2 separate regions of the Mus musculus genome follow, and region 1 is linked to region 2. A link is a loop called in an ENCODE intact Hi-C map of the cell type or tissue named here. Cell type or tissue: heart. All regions are shown on one strand. Links, peaks and the distances in the headings refer to the core of each region. The heading gives the core; the rest is flanking DNA.

The links. Peaks named below come from ENCODE experiments on the same cell type or tissue, not always from the same donor. Only the 100,000 strongest peaks of a DNase experiment are listed, where the experiment ranks them.
Region 1: a loop joins it to region 2, with 4 times the contacts of the local background. A loop is called at or near these places in 1 of 42 quality-filtered maps.

Annotation. Positions count from the first base shown.
Region 1 is chr1:180,810,447-180,813,247 of GRCm38, reverse strand. It overlaps H3f3a (H3.3 histone A), which reads left to right. Exons shown (of 4, transcript NM_008210.5): 2 at 1,299-1,449. The coding sequence starts at 1,322. Among named protein-coding and RNA genes, the nearest start is that of H3f3a, 1.8 kb to the left of the region's middle. In heart, for the core only: CTCF peaks have their summits at 1,241, 1,460 (motif pointing left) and 2,144 (motif pointing right); DNase peaks (open chromatin) are centred at 607 and 1,385; H3K4me3 peaks cover 2,420 bases; H3K27ac peaks cover 1,110 bases.
Region 2 is chr1:181,015,162-181,017,962 of GRCm38, reverse strand. It overlaps Ephx1 (epoxide hydrolase 1, microsomal), which reads left to right and starts at 394. Exons shown (of 9, transcript NM_010145.3): 1 at 394-536. In heart, for the core only: no CTCF peak of the experiment used is centred there; DNase peaks (open chromatin) are centred at 432, 1,282 and 2,232; H3K4me3 peaks cover 1,351 bases; H3K27ac peaks cover 2,289 bases.

The DNA.
Region 1 (2,801 bases), core at 167-2,666, 200 kb after region 2:
GTCTCCCTCCGGCGCCGCGGGCTCCTCTTTCTTCGGTGAAATCCCTCCCGCTGCCCCTTCCCGGGACCCCAGACCTTCACCATGTCCCGCGCGAGCCTCTTAACTGCCGCCTCCGGGTCCCAGGCCCCAGTTTTTCGGGCGCAAAGGGGGTAAAATCGCCGCCGCTTTCCACCCCGGGCTAACTCGCTTTTTGCTGCCTCTCCACAGTTGTGCCTGAGCTTCACCATCTTGTCTCTCTTCTCTGGTCACCGACCATATTTTTTTTCCCCCCGTTTCTCTCTTCCCCATTTTAAAATGGAAGGAAAAAATTTTAAGAACATTTTTTTGCCTTTTTTGGAGAAAAAGAAACGATGCTTATGAAATGCAGAAAACAAAAAAAAAGAACTTTTGCATTTTTGGAGAGCGGCACGTGGCAGGGGATGGGGTATTTTCGAACGATTTGCTGTTTGTCTCTCTGGAAGGGAATCGGATACGTTTCCAATTGTTTCCATTTTGTGCTAGTCTTCGGGAGCCGAGTCGCTCGTTGCCAGCGCGGGGTGCGGGGACCGAGACGGGCAGGTCCGGTACCCCGAACCTAGGGACCCAGGGGAGGCAGAACCAAAAGTTTATGTGGTGCTGGGTGGGCCGGGCGGCCGGTGTCGAGCGCTAATTAAGCCTGGGTGCGGGGCAGTCGGCTTCCATAGCGAAGCCCGGGAGGGGGACGGGCTTTGTGGAATGCTCACTGGCGATGGCTGTTGTTCTTGCATTTCGAGACGCCTTTTTGTCAACATAACTATAAAGAAACAAACCTCAAGAATGTTTTTAGATATTTACAGCAACCCAACTGCCAGGCGCGAGAGGGGGGCAGCAAACCGAGCGGGGGGGGGGCGCTGAAACCTTTTTCTTTCTTTTTTTTCTTTTTCTTTTTTTTTTTTTTGGCTGTAATTTGACTCGACCTTTCTGTGTTTGTGGCTTCGTTCATTTGACTTGTTTGTGATCGAATGTTTGCAGACGTTTCTAATTTCTACTTTAATTAAATGAATTGGATCGAAAGCCATGGTGGGGGGCGTCTCTCTGGTTTTGGCTGTTTTATCGCTCGGAAATAGCTTTATAAAGTATAAATGCTGACAATTTTCTAGTTTGTTTTAAATCATGTTTGGGCGATAGATGTAATCCGCGCCCTTCCAAACTAATTATATAACAGTCCCCCCCCCTCCCCCATACTGATTAATTTCCAGATTTGGGGGGGGGGGGTTCTGGCAGGAATACTGTTATGTTTTAGTTGAATCCGATATTTTTTGTTTTTTAAACACTGATAGGTAAGTAAGGAGGTGTCCTTACCATGGCTCGTACAAAGCAGACTGCCCGCAAATCCACCGGTGGTAAAGCACCCAGGAAACAACTGGCTACAAAAGCCGCTCGCAAGAGTGCGCCCTCTACTGGAGGGGTGAAGAAACCTCATCGTTACAGGTATTTCTAAAACGTCGAGCAGTGGGATAGTGTCTAAGCAGTATGTCCGTGTAATTTAACAGGAAGATAGTCATACTTTTTGCTATGGGGAAAAGATGTTTCTCTCTTTTGAATGATTATTACTACTTGAATATGTATGCATATGTTTGTGAACACATGTATCTTAGTATTCAGTTTGATAGATAACATTACATTTTGAAGCTGTAATCTGATCTAAAAGCCTAAAAAGTCATAGTATAGTCAACTAGTGCTCTTAACTGCTGAGCAATCTCTCCAGCCCTCTAGTATAGTCAACTAGTAATAGGACACGTTAATATTTTTTTATATGGCCCTTTTTCTTTTTTTTCTTTTCTTTTCTTTTTCTTTTTCTTTTTTTTTTTTTTTGGTTTTTCGAGACAGGGTTTCTCTGCGTAGCCCAGGCTGTCCTGGAACTCACTAGGCTGGCCTAGAACTCAGAAATTCGCCTGCCCCTGCCTCCCGAGTGCTGGGATTAAAGGCGTGCGCCACCACGCCCGGCTCTTCTTTTCTTTTTTTTAACTAGTGAAGTCATACACTTTTAGGCAGCTCCTCATTTGTGGTAAAGTAACGACTTATGATAGGGAGACCAGTAAAGTTCCCAATGGTCATATTTACTTGGTGGGTTTTTCCCTACCTCATTTAGATATAACCAGTGTTGTTAAAGACATCAGCCATTAGAGGGCACAAGTTGCCCAAATTTACATAGACAGATTTTACAGTGAAAAGCTCAAGAGTAGAAGAAATAAGTCAGAATTAGAAAATAATTCTATAGGCAGTAACTTAAAACATTTTTTTGGCTGGGCAGTGGTGGGGCATTTAAATGCAGCAGGCAGGCAGGTCTCTGAATTTGAGGCCACCCAGGGCTATCCATAGAAACCCTGCCTGGGGGGTGGGGAGCAGAAATTTTTTTTATTAAGAAAAAAAACCACAAACAAGTTTTCAAATGTAGTTATGACTGATGCTAGAATGCTGGGAGATAAGACCCACTGAAGTGAATTGTTGAATTATGTAAGTCTTAGATGGGCCAAAGGAAAGTGATGCTGACCTCAGAAGAGACTAGGCAGCCTCTACCAACAGCCTAAGAGCTAATGTGTTCCCACGTTTTGTATGTTTAGAAGGCAGGGCTCATGTAACCCAGGCTTGCCTGGGACTTAGTATGTACCTGAGGCTTATGTCACACCTCATGCCTTTGCACCCTGAGCTCTGGTACAAGTGTGAATACCACAACCAGCTCAAAGTCTCAGGTCTTAGCACAGATTGATGGGCTGTGTGTGCATGAAAGTGAAAATGAATATATGGCTTTGATAAACTGCCTTATCGTGCTTTTTTTATTT
Region 2 (2,801 bases), core at 285-2,784:
GGGCTTCAGATCAGCCAGCCTCACAGGGTGCACTTAACGACAAACTTCAGGTTTGTGTGTTCATTCCACACTTCACTATTTTATTTGTGGTTCTGGGAATGAACTCCAGCGCCTTGCCCACGCGAGACACTCTACCCTCAAGCTTTATCCCCAGATGTTTGCTCACTGACTGGTTCGCTTATAAAATGGTTACAACGAACTGCTAGGAAGGTGAGAGGAAGGCTGTAGCACCAGGCCAGCTTGGGCTCTTGTGTGTAGAGTCCACAGACTGCAGAGTTTAAACTGCCAATACCCTGTTCAGAACAGCAGACTTTGCCAGAATAGGTGAAACACCTTAGCTAGATGCTCAGCTAGCCTTGGCCAACCAGCCAACTCGGGGGTGGGGCCAAGGCCTGGGCGGGGCTAGTGGGGGCGGGGCTAACAGGCAGCTGGTGTCACCAGCTCAGCAGCAGGCAAAGAGGCTCAAGAGGAGTTTGAGAGTGGAGGAACTGCACACCAGCCGCCGCGGGAGTAGGAACCCGAGAGCGACCCTGACAGTAAGCTCCGGGGACAGCAGCGGCACTCCAGCGTGAGAGTTGCGAGGGCTTCGCGTATCTCCCGCAGCTAAATGCGCTTCCCCTTATCCTAAGACCGATCCAGGCGTGCAATAGGCCATGCTTCTTAGTCCTGCATCTGATGCTCCATCCTCTTCCAGGGGCGTCAACCCCTTGCTTGCGCTTCGGAAGCAAGGGGTGGGTGCTGCGCCTGACAGCGATGCTGGCTCCTCAGCCCCCTGGTTTCCCCGCCCGCCCGCCCCCCCATGCATGTTTGTCCCTTGGGTTCCAGGCTTGCTACTTGCCCAGGCACCTGAGCCAATCCAGGTAGCTGAGGGCGCCGTCCAAGTGACTCTTAATTTTAACTTCTCCAGTCTGCACCTCCCGTCATTTAAACTTCCGGCGGCCAGAAGTCTGGATAGCCTTTCTGGCATCTGGTTGGCGGGATCAGGAGGGAGGTGGAGGGATCCGGTATGTATGCATGCGCGTTGACAGTAGGGCTGTGCCTTTGCTGGCATTCTGTGCTGCTGGCAGGATTGTAGAGATGGACATCTGCGACATTTGCTTCTCTGCCTCCGATTTCGGCCTGATCTTTTTTTTAAAGTCGCAGAGCCCCAGAGGCTCACATTGTTTTTACTGTGACAGTGACTTCCTCCCTCAAGTGGAGGCTTTCACTGGCTGTGCGTGGTCTGACTTCACACAAGACTTGAAGCTGAGGGGGCTGGGGGGAAGGGTGGAACAAAAACGTGGGCGTGTTCAGCAAAGACTTTCCATTCCCTAATACCCACACCAGGCGGGCCACGTGAGGGCTTCCTGTGTCCCTAAAGAAGTATGTTCAGTGCAACCGTGCTCAACGACACGGACTGACTGTTCAGACACTGCCCCCCACCCACCCACCCTGGGGATAGCAGGGAATGTGTTCTCATGGGCTCTGGGAGCTTTTGAATGCAGACAACAAACAAAATTCAAGGTCCTGGGTCAGATCCCCAACACCACATAATAAATAAACATATCTTTGTAAAATATAAATTATATTTGTGAGCTGTAGGAAATAGGAGGTCATAAAGAGGGAGCAGGACTGTTGACTAGAGAGGAAGAGGCCACACTTTCACACTCCAGAGGGTCAGGAGGGTCAGGAGTGCGCCTCACTACTCAGTATCCAGCTGCACAAGGCTGAGGAGAACATGCAAAGGCCCTGAGGCAGAGGTGCGCCTGCTGTGGGTGGCTTTTATGTCCTCAGTTGCCCTCTGGAAGAGAGACCAGAGTCAGTGAGGAGGCTCCAAGCTTTCAGCTGCCCCTCCGACCAAGAAAACAAGATTTCCCTAGACCCTCGGGTGCTCCTGGAGTCAGCTGGGTGACCTTCAGCACCATCCCTAATCCCCATGTTATCTGGTGTGACTGCACCAGCCTTTGGCTGTGCCTTACACACCTGCTGCCCAGATGAACTGAGAGGGAAATGCATGGGGAACAGAGGGAGGGATTTTTAGTGAAAGGGTGAGAGCCTCCACCAGACCCCTGGGGTCCAGTTTCTGCCCAGAGCCCAACTAGAGCACAGTGGTACCCACAAAAAGCCCTGTAAGGATGAGTAGTGTCTCTCCTCCATGCCCAGCAGCTCCAGCATGCCCAGGCATAGCCCTACTGATCTGGTGCCTCCACCCTTTTTGTTTTTTGTTTCCCCTGGGATCCTGGCCCTGGATCAAGTATTTGAAGGGCAGAGGCCCAAGTTCCACTTCCTGGTTCTTGTTTTAAGACCTCAGAGTATGGGAACACAGCCTGGCTGGAGGGATGAGGGACAACAGAGAATAAGATTGGAGGCAGGAGAGCCACTAGTCAGTGCCACTGGCCTTTTGGGGTTACCTGCAGGGGGTCTTCAGGCCAAGCTAGTATCATGGTGGAGTCACCAGGGAGCTGTGTTGATAAGACTGGGAAAGGATGTCCAAGAGGGAGCCCAGCCTCAGCCAGGAACCTTCTCCTGCATGGTGGTGCCCAGGGAATGGGGGGGGGGGGGAGGCGTCTGGCTCTCCATCCTCAGACATAATCAATTTCACAAACTGGTTCAAAGGAGCAAAGTGCCCTGCTACCAGGGCTTATTGATTTACTGAGGAAAACCACAGTTCATGCTTTCTCCCCAGAGAGCAACTGTTTTCCCTCTCAGAGTGTCTAGCGTGCTCCTTCCACCATTACAGGCCTGGGGTGACATCTGACTCCTGGCCCAGTGCCTGCCTTCCCTTGACTGCTACTTGGCCATCCTCACTTTCCTGTGGAGCC